Regions from separate parts of the Mus musculus genome. Here region 1 is linked to region 2. Evidence: chromatin contacts called from ENCODE Hi-C or POLR2A ChIA-PET data. All regions are on one chromosome and are shown on one strand. The core of a region is the stretch at or near the end of the contact, and the rest is flanking DNA. Distances in the headings are between cores, read along the strand shown.

Region 1 (6,670 bases), core at 3,958-6,457, 150 kb after region 2:
CCATTCAGGACCCCGAGAGTCTGACTTACTGGGTGCCTGCTAGGTGGCAGGCTCTATTGGACCTCAAGTTTTGAGGCCACTGGCCTTGCATCCAGTGAGTTTTGCTTCGGACAGTGTTCCTTAGATGCTTTGCCACAGTGCCATGCAAATGGATTAAATGGCAAAACCCAAAAATGGTTCACATTCCGCGGAGGAAAAGGCAGGAATGTCTAGGATGCTGAACATTCTTAGAAAAGCTTTCTTCATCTATATTCTGGATATGGAGTTCCAGGATGCCTGCCCCCCCCCCCACCACAGCTGATGGTTGAGTTTAATCTCCAAAATCATAGGTTGATAGTATAAATAAGGAAATGGAACCCTACCTACTGAGCTCAGAGGGGAGACATCTGGGAAGTGATTACATTCGATCAAGTCCTTCGGGCCAATCCTGATGGCCTCTGGGAAGAAGGTATTATCAGTTAGACTCTGAGATACGCATGCATTCCTGCCATAGTGTATCGAAGTCATGGGGACTGAGGCCAGAGCCTGTTTGTGCCTTCAGGATCCGAAGCCGTAGGCTAAATAGCTCTCCATTCTCCATCCAGTGGGCTGCTTCAAATACGTGGCTATAGTAACAAAAATCTTTCTAGTAAGTAATTTCCATCAACAGAACTCTTCCCTCCTTTGGATGTCAGTAATTGGGGCAAAAAGAGAGACCAAGTGTGTTCTAGAGCATGTTTAAGTGCCGAGGGTCGCAGATAGGGCCACGCGGGAACCACTGTGCTACACTACCAACTCCAACGCAAGAGACTGCTTCTTCAATCCTGCACCAACCTCTTGCTTCTGGTTCCCAGGACAGTTTGCTTTTATTTACCATCTACTTCCTCATGCAGGGTCTAACCTGGGTTCACTAAAATATGCAAAAAAAAAAAAATCAAGATTTAAAGCACTTTCCCCTCCATGGTTTTAGAGCTTTATTGTAGAAAGGCAGAGAGAGGGCTGGAGAGATGGCTCAGTGGGTAAGAGCACCCGACTGCCCTTCCAAAGGTCCGGAGTTCAAATCCCAGCAACCACATGGTTACTCACAACCATCCGTAACGAGATCTGACTCCCTCTTCTGGAGTGTCTGAAGACAGCTACAGTGTACTTACATATAATAAATAAATCTTAAAAAAAAGAAAGAAAGAAAGAAAGAAAGAAAGAAAGAAAGAAAGAAAGAGAGAAAGAAAGGCAGAGAGAAAGAGAGAAGGTAGAAAGAGAGAGGGTGGGCATGGCCACATGGAGAGAGGTGGGGAGAGAGGGGGAAAAGGAGAGCTAGAGATGAGAATAAGAGAGGTGAGAGCTTAAGAGTTAAAGGACGTGTGTTCCTCCCTTGGAAGTGACAGAGTATAGGTATGAACTGGAGAGAGTGTTCTTCCCCTGAGGGTCTCTCTTCTTCTTCAGAGTTCTTTCTCATTTTTTTCCTTAAGAAATCCATTTTTTGGGGGCTGGTGAGATGGCTCAGCGATTAAGAGTACTGACTGCTCTTCCAGAGGTCATGAGTTCAAATCCTAGCAACCACATGGTGGCTCACAACCATACATGATGAGAAACAAATAACAAAAAAAAAAACCTATGGGCCAGAGCTAGCAGGGCTGGAACAAGAAGGAGAAGGGAAGGGGGAAAAAGAGAAAGAAAGGAAGAAAGGAAGAAAGGAAGGAAGGAAGGAAGGAAGGAAGGAAGGAAGGAAGGAAGAAAGAAAGAAAGAAAGAAAGAAAGAAAGAAAGAAAGAAAGAAAGAAAGAAAGAAAGAAAGGAAAGAAATCCGTGTTTGCACTGTCCCAAAAAAAAAAAAAAAAAAAAAAAAAAGTAGTGGGAGTGAAGTATTTCCTGACTCTAAGAGAATGAAGACAGGAAATCAGCGCTTACTTCAGTAGAGCTGGGCTAATAGTTGTCAAGAGTCAGAGCCCTTCTGTTGTTTGCTTTGGAAATTACACATTTTCCATTGCCAAATAGTAAATATTGTTTAGCAGGTGAGAACTGTTGCATTGGATTGAGGACATATGAGACAAAGCTTAGCATTCACGATACTGTGTATCAATAGCCAAAACTCTAAAGCAATGATCAGATTCCACAGAGATGGCAGACACACAAAGAAACAGTGGACACCGGAAGGCTGGATTCAGTCCCTGGGCACAGTGTCCAGAAGCCATTGTGCCAGGCTGGGATGGGGGCTTCAGTGAAGAAAACAGGCATGGCCCCTTCCATGATGGAATTACATTGTAGGTGGAGGGGTAAGGAACAAACAGAGCAAGACCACACGATGCCAACCGGTAGGAAGAAAACGGCCCAGGGCCATACGGCAGCAGGGAGAGGAATGGAGGCTGCTTTAGTTTGGGTAGTCCGGAAAGGCCTCCGGGAGAAGGTGATATTTGAACTGAGACTGAAATCAAGGACTGAGTGCCTAACGGATCTGGGGAGACTATAACAGGTGATTGAAAAGTAAAGGACATTTGTGTGAATGTGTATCTCTATGTATAAGTGTGTTCTTGTGTGTATGCGATGTAGTATATGTATGTATGTGCATGTTTATGTTGAATGTGTGCAGTATGTCTGTGGTATGTATTTGTGTGAGGGAGGGTGCGAACTCACTCTGTTAACCAGGCTGGCCTTGAACTCAGAAATCCGCCTGCCTCTGCCTCCTAAGTGCTGGGATTACAGGCGTGCGCCACCACTGCCCGGCTCTGAGAAATACTTTTAAGCTTTCTTCCTCCTCTTCGTGTATGTGTGTGTGGTGTTCATATGTGTAGTATATGGGTGTGTGTGTGCGCACGCACACTAGAGTGTGCCCGTGTGTGCGTGTGTATGTGTATGCATATATGTATGTGTGCTCTCAGAGGCCAAGGGAGGACATTGAGTATCCTACACTATCACCCCCCACCCTAATCCCTTGAGACGGGATCTCTCATGAAACTGACAGCTAAGCTGGTCGCCAACAAACCTCAACAGTCAATTCTACTGTCTCTGCCCCAGAGCCCTGGCATGACTGGCGCACACAAGGCGCACACAACCCAGTTCCTTACATGGGCGCTAGGGATCGGCGCAGATCCTGAGGTTTGCTTAGCAGATGCTTTCCCCGCTGAGCCATTGCTCCATTTAATCTCGTTTTAAAAAATAAACCCGCCGGGCGTGGTGGCGCACGCCTTTAATCCCAGCACTTGGGAGGCAGAGGCAGGCGGATTTCTGAGTTCGAGGCCAGCCTGGTCTACAAAGTGAGTTCCAGGACAGCCAGGGCTACACAGAGAAACCCTGTCTCAAAAAACCAAAAAAACAAACAAACAAACAAAAAAAATCCCTTCCCCAGAGGCTGCCTCTAAGTGAGACATGGGATTTAATAACGAAAGGGCTCCAGAAGACAAATCCGATACAGTGCTAAGGTGACTCTTCAAAGCCTAGAGAGATAATTGGCTGGGCTGAGCAAAGTAGGAACACTTGTGACCCTGACAAAAGAGAAGGAGTCTCCAGGGAAGATGAATCTGGGAGGACCCAGAAGACATTCAGTCCCTAAGGCCTTCAGGACTCAACGCGGGCACCGTCATCTCTAAGAAGCTCCGAGGTGGCTCTTCTCTTCGGGTCAGGACTGAGGGTAGATGTCACTGTTATGGACCGGATATCCATGGATATGATGAGGGCCCCAAAGAAATACTGGCCAGGTGGTGCCACTGAAGTCTCAGGAGCCACTAGGCCACATTGCTATTACTGATGAGTGCACTAGACAGGCAAGGGGCCACGACCCCCAGGACTTGTGACTTAGTTAAAACAGTGTGTGTTCCAGGAATAAGACTGACGAGAATCTAGAGTGCTGTTTCTATACCAGAAGAAGGTGGGAGGCCGAGGGAGGGAGACATTCCCACAGAAGGCCACATCCCTTCAAACCCCCGCTGACTGACAAGGTGGCTGGGTTCCGAGGAGGAAGGACCCTGCCACCAGGGCCGGGACCTACTGTTACCATCCTTACAGCCATTCTTCAGAGAAACCTTTAGACCTGGGTAACTGGAGAGCTGAGAACGGAGTGTTTCATCTTTTCTTTTTCTTTTTTCTTTTAAAGATTTATTTATTTATTATATGTAAGTACACTGTAGCTGTCTTCAGACGCACCAGAAGAGGGCATCAGATCTCTGTTACAGGTGGTTGTGAGCCACCATGTGGTTGCTGGGATTTGAACTTCGGACCTTTGGAAGAGCAGTCGGGTGCTCTTACCCCCTGAGCCATCTCACCAGCCTCGTGTTTCATCTTTTCAAGGACTACCAGACTAGAGAGCAATGGGCTCCATTCCTGGAGCTAGCCCTCTCCTTTCTGTACTTATGGGCCTCTGACAGAGAATATTTGGCTGCGGTGCACATGGCAACCATGTCTGGCCATGTTCTACTGACCCTCCTGCCTTTACCTCGAAGGGGCTGAGATTACAGATGTGTGCCACCAAGACCCGATGGATGCTAAGAAAGCACTTTGCCAACTAGCCTACAGCTCTAGCCTCTCTTTTTAAAAATTAATTGGTTTTTGAGGTGCCGGGCATTCGGTTTAGAGCCTCACATGTGCGGGACAAATGTTCTAGCACAAGCCAACACCCTCGTCCCTCCTCCCCCTCCTCCTTCCCCCCTCCTCCCTCCTCCCCCTCCTCCCTCCTTCCTCCTTCTTCCTCCCTCCTCCCTTTTAAAGCAGAACTTTTATGTCCTTTAGGAATGCCCAGTAGGAAAGGAGAGAAAGAGGGGGAACAGTATTAGTGGAGGATTGAGCCTGAATATAAAAAATATGCTTATCATTTCCTTATTTCGTAAAAGTTGCTTAACCTCTCTAAACCTTGGTCTCCTTTGTAAACTTGATCTCATTTGTAAACATTGGGAAGAAATATCATTTCGTGCTGAGAGGGTCAGCAAGATGACTCAGCAGGTAAAGGTGGTGCTGCACAGGACTGGGGTCCTGAGATTGATCGCTGGAAGGAGAGAACCAATTCTACAAAGCTGTCCTGGGAACGCTACGCCTGCGCTGTGGCACATAAGCCTCCTTCCTGCATGTGCGCAAACACAGGGGGAAAAATCCATTTAGAAATACCTTGCACTGTGGCAAGGGTGACCCCAAGGTTCTCTGAACAGCACTCGGAGTCTTTCTGAACGTTCACGTTCGTGATGTTGGCGACCTGGGCCTTCTCCAGACCATTCAGCGCGTGGAGCCTTTAGAAGACAGGTCAGAAACTGACCAACATCGCAGCATAAGGAGTTAGTGTTAGAGCGCCCTCTGCGGGTGGCACCACAAACAACAGGCTGTTTAGTCTAAAAACCCTAACTGACCAAACTGCTCAGTCATATCTTACATCCCGCTTTGGAGTGGTTGAATTTTCTCTTTTTCTTTATTTTGATTTTTTTTCGATACAGGGTTTCTCTGTATAGCCCTGGCTGTCCTGGAACTCACTTTGTAGACCAGGCTGGCCTCGAACTAAAAAATCCGCATGCCTCTGCCTCCCCAGTGCTGGGACTAAAGGTGTGCACCACCACGCCCGGCTTTGGTTGAATTTTCTAATGGAGTTTAAATATTTATATGAATTTGATTTTTAAGTTTAATTTATTTTATTTGCTTTCTTAGATGAGATTTTGCTACTTTGGTCAGTCTGTCTTGAACTCACGAGCAGCTAGGATTAGATGTGTCTGATCCTAAATTTTAAAACATGCTTAAGAGTTGGTCATAGTGAGTGGCACACACCTTTAATCCCAGCACTTGGGAGGCAGAGGCAGGCAGATTTCTGAGTTCGAGGCCAGCCTAGTCTACAGAGTGAGTTCCAGGACTGCCAGGCCTACACAGAGAAACCCTGTCTTGAAAAATCAATCAATCCATCAATCAATTAATTAATTAATTAAAACAAAATAAATGTTAAAAATGACTGTGCAGGAAACTACAGATAAAATTATAGTTTGACAAGCTTTTTAACAAAGATTTATTTACTATTATACATAAGTACACTTTAGCTGTCTTCTGACACACCAGAGGAGGGCCTCAGATCCCACTACAGATGGTTGTGAGCCACCATGTGGTTGCTGGGATTTGAACTCAGGACCTCTGGAAGAGCAGTCAGTGCTCTTAACCACTGAGCCATCTCCCCGGCTGTAGTTTGACAACCTTGCTTATGAACTTCTGGTGTCTCAGTCAGTGTTCTATTGCTGTGAAGAGACACCATGACGAAGTCAACTCTTATAAAAGAAAGCATTTCATTGGAAGCTAGCTTACAGTTTCAGAGGTTTAGTCCATTATCATCATGACAATGAGCATGGCAGCACACAGGTAGACTTGCTGCTGAGGGGTTTCTAAGAGTTCCTGAGGGTGTATCTAAGAGTCTCTACAGCCAGATTCGTAGGTGATAGGAAGACTGTGAGTAGCTTGAGCGTGTGAGACCTCAAAGCCCGCCCCCACAGTGACACACTTTCTCCAACAAGGCCACACTTCTTAGTAGTGCCACTCCCTATGAGCCAAGTATTCAAACCCATAGGCCATACCCATTCAAACCACCACAGCTGGTAAGGGTGTAAGATGATATTCGTTCCATTTATGAATTTTTAAGTGCATGATTTGGGAGGGGGTAACCATAGACACAGCCCGGCAGTTAAGAGTGTATATTGCTCTTGGGAAGAGCTGGAGTTCCATTCTTGTCACCCACGTGACTC
Region 2 (7,099 bases), core at 3,924-6,423:
CGTCAGCTCCAGCAACAGCCACATCAAAAGGCAGAGCATTCTCAAAGTTCAGAAATCATTTGCATAATCCAGGATCAACTGGCATTGCTTTCTGTTACATCAAGAACTGAAGATGAATTTTCAGAGAGATGTGGTGGCCTATGAAAAATGAATTTGCAGACAAATCTTATAGTCAATCAAGTATCATATTTATAAAGTCTCATCATTAATTCTATTATATAAAATTATAACACCCACAATATTCTTTGCAGGTCTTCAAGTGACACTATTAGTCACACACCACTATATCACCTATTGCTTTATGAAGATTTATTTATTTTTAAATATCTGAGGATAAGTGTGGGCACACGAGTGCAGGTGCCCATGCAAGCCAGAGGCTTTGGACTCCCTGGAGCTGGAGTCACCGGTTTTTGTAAGCCACACTGTGTGGTGCTAGGAACCAAACTCGGGTACTCTGTTAAAAAGCAGTAACAGCTCTTAAATGCTACGGCATGTCTCCAACCTTGTAACATTTTGTGAGCTATAAGATATTTTTAGGGCTGGAGAGATGGCTCAGCAGTTAAGAGCACTGACTGCTCTTCTAGAGATCATGTGAGTTCAATTCCCAGCAACCACATGGTGGCTCACAACCACCTGTAATGGGATCTGATGCCCTCTTCTGGTGAGTCTGAAGGCAAATACAGTGTGCTCACATACATAAGATAAATAAATCTTTAAAAATATTTTTTTTAAATAAAAAGCTTTGGACCAGAGAGATGGTTCAGTGGTTAAGAGCACTGGCTGCTCTTCCAGGGGTCCTAAGTCCAATTCCCAGCAACTATGTGTTGGCTCCCAACCATTTATAATGGGATCTAATGCCCTGCCTGGCGTACATAGCATGCAGGTATCTATATGCAGACAGAGCACATAGACACATAAAATAATATAGAAATAAATCTTCAAATATAAAATAAAATGTGAAAAGCTTTACGGGATTTATTTTTCTTTTTGCAGCAGGATTTCGGGCTGACTTTGCACTGCAGCCCTGCCTCAACCTCCTGAGCCCTGGACTAGATTTATGTCTTAGCGTTGATATTTTGCAGAACGGGCCCCATGTTTTGCTTCACCTTGGCCTACAGATGATGTAGCCAGCCTTGCCTGGCACCGTGTGCTTTTCTTCTCTGTCCAGCCCTCACTGGGAGCTGACAGCCCATCCTGGCATTCAGTGTGTGGCTACAGCTGTGTTCTTAGGTATAGAATAGTTTGAGGCTGTGACTTGTAAATTTTTTAGTTGTTTGGTTTTTTCCGAGACAGGGTTTCTCTGTGTAGGCCTGGCTGTCCTGGAACTCACTCTGTAGGTCTGCCTGCCTCCGTCTCTGGAATGCTGGGATTAAAGGTATGCACCACCACAGCTGCCTCCTGGCTCGAGGCTATGGTTTAATGTTTCTACCAGGCAACGTGAGTCTCCACTGTAAGGAGTCTCTCTCCACTGTAAGGAATACAAGATGCAGCCATTTGGGTTTCATCTGAAGGTAGATCCTGGGATACTTTGGGACTTCTAACAACTTTGGTGATGTGTTAATCCCTATATTTCACAGGGTGCACTTCCCACTTGCTGGAGCATATACGCCACCACACTAGTCTTTCTTGATCAGCACGAATGACCAGCACAGCATCATCAGGATAACTGGTAGATAAATGTTCCTCAGAATGCACGATGGCTTATGTCTGGTTGGACTGTATTGTGACACCCAGTGGCATGCTGTTGCATATGGGATCATTTGCATCACCTTGAAACCAAACTATATATAACTTTTGCTGTGAAATCCTCACAAACTGAAACTGTTTTGGAATCCCTTTCATGATTGAATTAGATAAGAATGTACTTGCCAAATCAACACCCTGCTTGCAATTAGCTGAGGATGTCTTTATCTTCCCTGGCAGAGATACGCCATGCAACATCAGCTCCCGCAATCACCTGTTGACTGAGATCATGAGAGATGATAATCATATCTGTGGTCCTTTCTGCCTCTTTGCCAGCCTGCCTCTTGGAGCAGGGATATACTGAAGCATGCAACAGCTTGTCTGTTTCGTTTATGCCCAAAGAAATCACTTTTGATCCTTTTATTTTTCTCTGATATTTTTCCTATTCCTTGTTCCATTCATTTCTGTTATTAACCTTTTAAAATGAATTATTTTATTATGGGGATTTATATGTATACATCTCTGTGTGAGGGTGCGCATACATGCGTGGGTTCCCAAAGAGTCTAGGAGGCCATGCCAGAATCCCTGGAGTGGAATCAGAGGCTGCTCTTCTAGAGATCCTGAGTTCATATCTCAGCAACCACAAGGTAGCTCACAACCATCTGTAATGGGACCAAATGCCCTCTTCTGGTGTGCATGAAGTCAGGGTACTCATATACATAAAATAAATAAATAAATAAATCTTAGAAAGAAAAGTAAGAAATACTTTACGGGTTTTTTTTCATTGACTTTTTAAAAATATTTTTATTAGCTATTTTCCTCATTTACATTACTTTACGTTTTTTAAATTAGTATCACTTAAACTATATATGGATAATCTGACCAAATCTCATAGAGAGGCAGTGTATCGGAGAGGTTGCTGAAAAAGGAACAAACTTCCCAGGGGTCACCTCTGAGCAGCACTAGGCCCATAGCATAATTTTCAGCATGGCTAACTCTACAATTTATGATAACTCTGACGTGAGCTACAGTCAAACCCGCATGTGCAAAGCGGTATTGCTAAAGTAGAGGGCAGAACATTGTAGCAGCCCAGGAGACTTGCATTGTGTCTGGTGTCTGCTGGTTTTCTTGGAGTCCTTTGGAGTCTTTGTAACAGGTAAACATGTTTCTCTTGCTGCTTCCCTCCCTATGTCTTTCAACATATTTTTTTTTTACTATGATGCATCTATTTATGGGCCCTTAATTAACTAGTTAATTAATTTGCCAATCTGGCTTAAAACTAGCTTAGTAGCTGAAAACCTTATGCTTCAGGCGCTCCTATCTCGGCCTCCTAGGTGCTGGGATTACAGCTGGATCGAATGTGTTGCTCCCAGGCTCGATTTATGCAATCCTTGGACTTGAACATAGAGCTCCTGTCAGGCTAAGTAAGCACCCTCCCCCATTGAACTACGTCCTTATGGCCATCTGAGGAGCTGCCTGAATGATTTCCTTCTGTACGGCTACAACCGCAACCATAACGCTGAACAGGGTATTGAGAGCGAACATTCTTGTTACCATCCTCGAAAGCTAACATTTATGTAGCCTTTTACAGTGAAGTAGGTGGCTAGCTGTAAGTTTTTATGACTCTTTTTCTTTTCTTTTCTTTTTTTTAAATTTTTTTTTCGAGACAGGGTCTCTCTGTGTAGCCCTGGCTGTTCTTGAACTCACTCTGTAGCCCAGGCTGGCCTCAAACTCAGAAATCCTCCTGTCTCTGCCTCCCAAGTGCTGGGATTAAAGGCGTGCGCCACCACTGCCCAGCGAGACTCTTTTTCTTTAGACAGGTTCTTATAGCCTAAGCCCAGGTTAGCCTCAAACGTATAATCCTCTTTCTCCCAGTGTCCTAAGAGCTGGAATTGCGAGTATTTGCCATCATGGCTAGGGGAAAACTGTCTCTGATTTTTCTGCACGAGGCTGAGTTCCTTGGATCTTATTTTCTCAAAATTTAGACGTTTTGAAGCTATTATTTCATTTAAAAAATTATTTCTTCTTTTTCTAACTCCAGTCCTGTGAGTGGTGGACTACATTGTCGTGTCTCATAGGTCACAGAGATCCTATACATTTTTATTGTATATTATATTAATTGTACAATACTGTATGTTATTATAAACTATCTGCTTTATTTTTAGATGTAAAATAAAAAAAAGAAAAATACTTTTCGAAGGTTCTGTGTCCAGTTGTCTGACAGATGTCTCAGTGGTTAAGAGCACATGGTACTCTTGCAGAGGACCCATGTCAACTCCCAGGAACCCTCGTGGTGCCTCACAACCATTTGTAACTCCAGTCCCAAGGGTCAGACGCTCTCGTTGACTTCCCCAGGAACTAGGCAAGCATAGTACACATACATGCATGCAGACAGACACTCATGCACATAAATCTTTTAAAAAGAAATCGCAAAGGTGTGAGTCCAACACACAATCAACTGGCAAATGGCTGTACCTTCTTTTGTTCTGCATAGAACAGTGCTCACTTGGTATATCGTGCATTGACCTCGCAGGAATCCCTAACAGCAACTTAACTTTTTAGCTAACTTAAAATATTTTTTGAGGTTTCATTCAACAAAGGATGTGTTGCTACTGGTCGTGCACTTCTTTTCTTTTTTAAGATTTATTTATTTATTTATTTATTTATTTATTATAAGTACACTGTAGCTGTCCTCAGACACAGCAGAAGAGGGCATCGGATGTCATTACAGATGGTTGTGAGCCACCATGTGGTTGCTGGGATTTGAACTCAGGACCTCTGGAAGAGCAGCAGTTAGTACTCGTAACCACTGAGCCATGCACTTCTAAGTTTCCAAGAAGGCTTGCAAAAACTCACCAAGTAGGACTGGCCAAGATGCCAAGGCACCTGCCGCCAAGCCTGAGGGCCTGAGTTAGATCCCCTGCACTCACTCCACAGAAAGAAAGCACTGACGCCCGCAAGATGCCCTCCGACCTCCACACACGTGCCGCGGAAGGTGCGTGAGCACGCAAAACCCACAAAAATAAATGTAAATTAAAGTGTGATTAAAACTTGAAACGTTGACCAGAGCTCCTAGCGTCGTAAAGACGTTCCTAAATTGTTTGAAAGTACATGCCAGCCGAGGAAAGTGGAATAACAACAGCTGAGCCAAATGAGAACTTCACCTCGACAGGTGAAAAGTCAAAGGACACAGGCAGAGCTGTCCATTAACCCCAGGACTGGCCGGGACTTTAACCAGCAGCTGATCTTGTGTTCACAGCACGTGCGCTGCTTCACTCTGGAGGGAAGATGAGCGGACTGACTCCTGTCTTCATCTCCGGTGCTCTGTCCTTCCTCCTGCAGCATCAGGAGCAGGCCTAACCAGTGGCGAGGCCAGGCTCCGCGCGGTCCTAGCTCTGTCCAGCCCTGCCCAGCGCCCGGGCTCTCCGCCGCTCCCCAGGCCCCGCCCACGGCCGCCCGTCACGTGACGACGCGCCCCGCCCCCTGCCCCGCCTCACGTGATCTCGCCTAGGGAGAGAAAGCCTGACCCCGTCTCCTGCGCTCACCGGCGTCTCTCCGCAGCTCTCGGTTCCCCCGCGGAGCTTGGCCGCCATGCGGCTCCCTTCGGCAGCCGGGCCCCGGCCGGGCCGTCCCCGCCGCCTGCCGGCGCTGCTGCTGCTGCCGCTGCTGGGAGGCTGCCTGGGGCTCGTGGGGGCGGCTCGCAGGCCCAACGTGCTGCTGCTGCTCACCGACGACCAGGACGCGGAGCTCGGCGGCATGGTAACTCGTGTCCACGCCCTCCCCTTGCCCCTTTGCTGGGCCGCTTGGCCGTGGGTGGCTGTGCGCGGTCACTCCGGGCCCTCCGGGAGCTTGGACGAGTCATGGGACCCGGCTTCCTCCCCCGAGCTCACCCACAGGCTCGCACCGTGCGCACGGTGCCTCCAGCCTGGACCTTACTGCTGCAGTGGACACTCGCCGCTCAGGGCAAACCTGTGGAGGCCAGTGATTGATTAGGGAGATCCGAGGCCACGTCAGCCCTCTTCACGGAGGACCTGGGACGTCGGCATCCGTGCTTCTGTGGTGGCTATAAAAGTGGGTTTGTAGGCTGTCGAGCTGTTATTGACAGAGAGTGTTTTTGCTTAAGAAGCATCAAAACCAAAATCAATTGGCCTAATCGAACAGTTGGCTGAGGCATTACTGTCAGGGCTCCAATTTAGGTCTAATGGGTGTTAGTCATGAAGACTGCATTTCCTTCCCAGTCACTTCTGCTCTTTCGAGGTTCCGGAATTTGACCTTTGGGAACATGAACGCCAATCTCCATCCATTGGTGCTCTAGGGATTTGCCCAAAGCACTGAGCGGGAGGAGGCAGATTAGGACCAACCCTCCAATGGTATTCCGTCCTGGGTCAGCATTGCTCTCACTAAAAAGGAAAAAGAAACAAGTCGAGACTCTCTCCCTCTTTCGGTTCTCCTTCTGCTTTCAGCTGATTGCGGTAGCTGTGAAACCTCTAAGCAGGAGGGTCCTACTTTTTCCTGTGTGGTCATTAACCCTGGCTCAATGTCCTTCAAGTTGCTGGTCCCAGCTGATCAGTGAGTTGTGAAATGAGTCTAGTGAGCCAACATTTTGGTTTTCCACGTGTCACATGTGATAATGGTTAGCAGAGCCTGTGTATTTCTGGGCTGGGCAGTAACACTTTGCCTTCCGCGAACTGTCTTTTTCTAGATGGTGTTCTGTTACCAATCCCCTTGGCCCTTCTCTATATCTACATAGATCCCATTCATCGCCTTGTTGCTGTTGTGGTATCCCCTGAGCCATAAGGATGTTGAATCTCTTCTCCCCTCCCACCCTGCTGGAGGGCCTGCTAAGCCAGTTCTCTCTCAGAGCGAGCCCCCACCCCCTGTACCAAAAGTCTTGACTTAATTCCCTCTTAGGTTTTATTATCCCTCCCTCCAACAGTTCCCATAGCTCTCTTCTCTTTCTTTCTCTTTCTCTTTGCTTTATTTCGTTTGTTTGGTTGTGTTTTGTTTCGTTTTGAGACAGGGTCTCACTGTATAGCCGCGGCTAGCCTTGAACTCACAGAGATCCATCTTCTGTTTCACCGGTGCTGGGATTTCAAAAAAAAAAAAGTATTTTGTTCAGGAAAAAAAAAAAAATGCTGTCTCTCCCAGAGTACTCAACAGGTCAGCCTTAATACTGCTGTTGGAAACAAAATCCACTACTTACATATAAGGTGCCCCAGCTTAGTGACTGTCACTTAGCACAGCTGTTGTCTGTGTATAGTCGAGGTCTTTCACTTTGTGTTAATGGTACTTGCCTCTAGAACTTTCTCTTTTTCTGTTTGCTTCTTTATACCAGTAGGATGTGTGTATAGGGGGAGCGTATGTGCACACAGTGGCCTGAATAGAGTGGAGGTTAGAAGACGGCGTCCCCCCTTCT

Evidence for each region. Hi-C counts contacts between places; a loop is a spot of excess contacts on that map. ChIA-PET counts read pairs that join two places held with the same protein, here RNA polymerase II (POLR2A).
Region 1: a map of regulatory T cell shows a loop between it and region 2 (2.2-fold over the local background). The contact joins the enhancer-like site here to the promoter of Gns in region 2. A Hi-C loop is called at or near these places in 1 of 37 maps with a recorded cell type or tissue (regulatory T cell). POLR2A ChIA-PET finds 5 or more read pairs at or near these places in 1 of 5 experiments (Patski).

What each region holds. Positions count from the first base shown.
Region 1 is chr10:121,511,189-121,517,858 of GRCm38, forward strand. The region is part of intron 1 of Gm35696 (a long non-coding RNA gene); the gene reads left to right. Among named protein-coding and RNA genes, the nearest start is that of Gm35696, 4.4 kb to the left of the region's middle. Within about 2 kb of position 5,208, at least 1 of the 3 ENCODE cell types and tissues checked has a DNase peak (open chromatin) inside an H3K27ac peak, as active enhancers do.
Region 2 is chr10:121,359,917-121,367,015 of GRCm38, forward strand. It overlaps Gns (glucosamine (N-acetyl)-6-sulfatase), which reads left to right and starts at 5,174. Exons shown (of 14, transcript NM_029364.4): 1 at 5,174-5,442. The coding sequence starts at 5,275. It overlaps Gm51786 (a long non-coding RNA gene), which reads left to right. Exons shown (of 3, transcript XR_003948972.1): 2 at 1,578-1,669; 3 at 3,018-3,351. Gm40785 (a long non-coding RNA gene) reads right to left here and starts at 118. Exons shown (of 3, transcript XR_001779659.2): 1 at 1-118.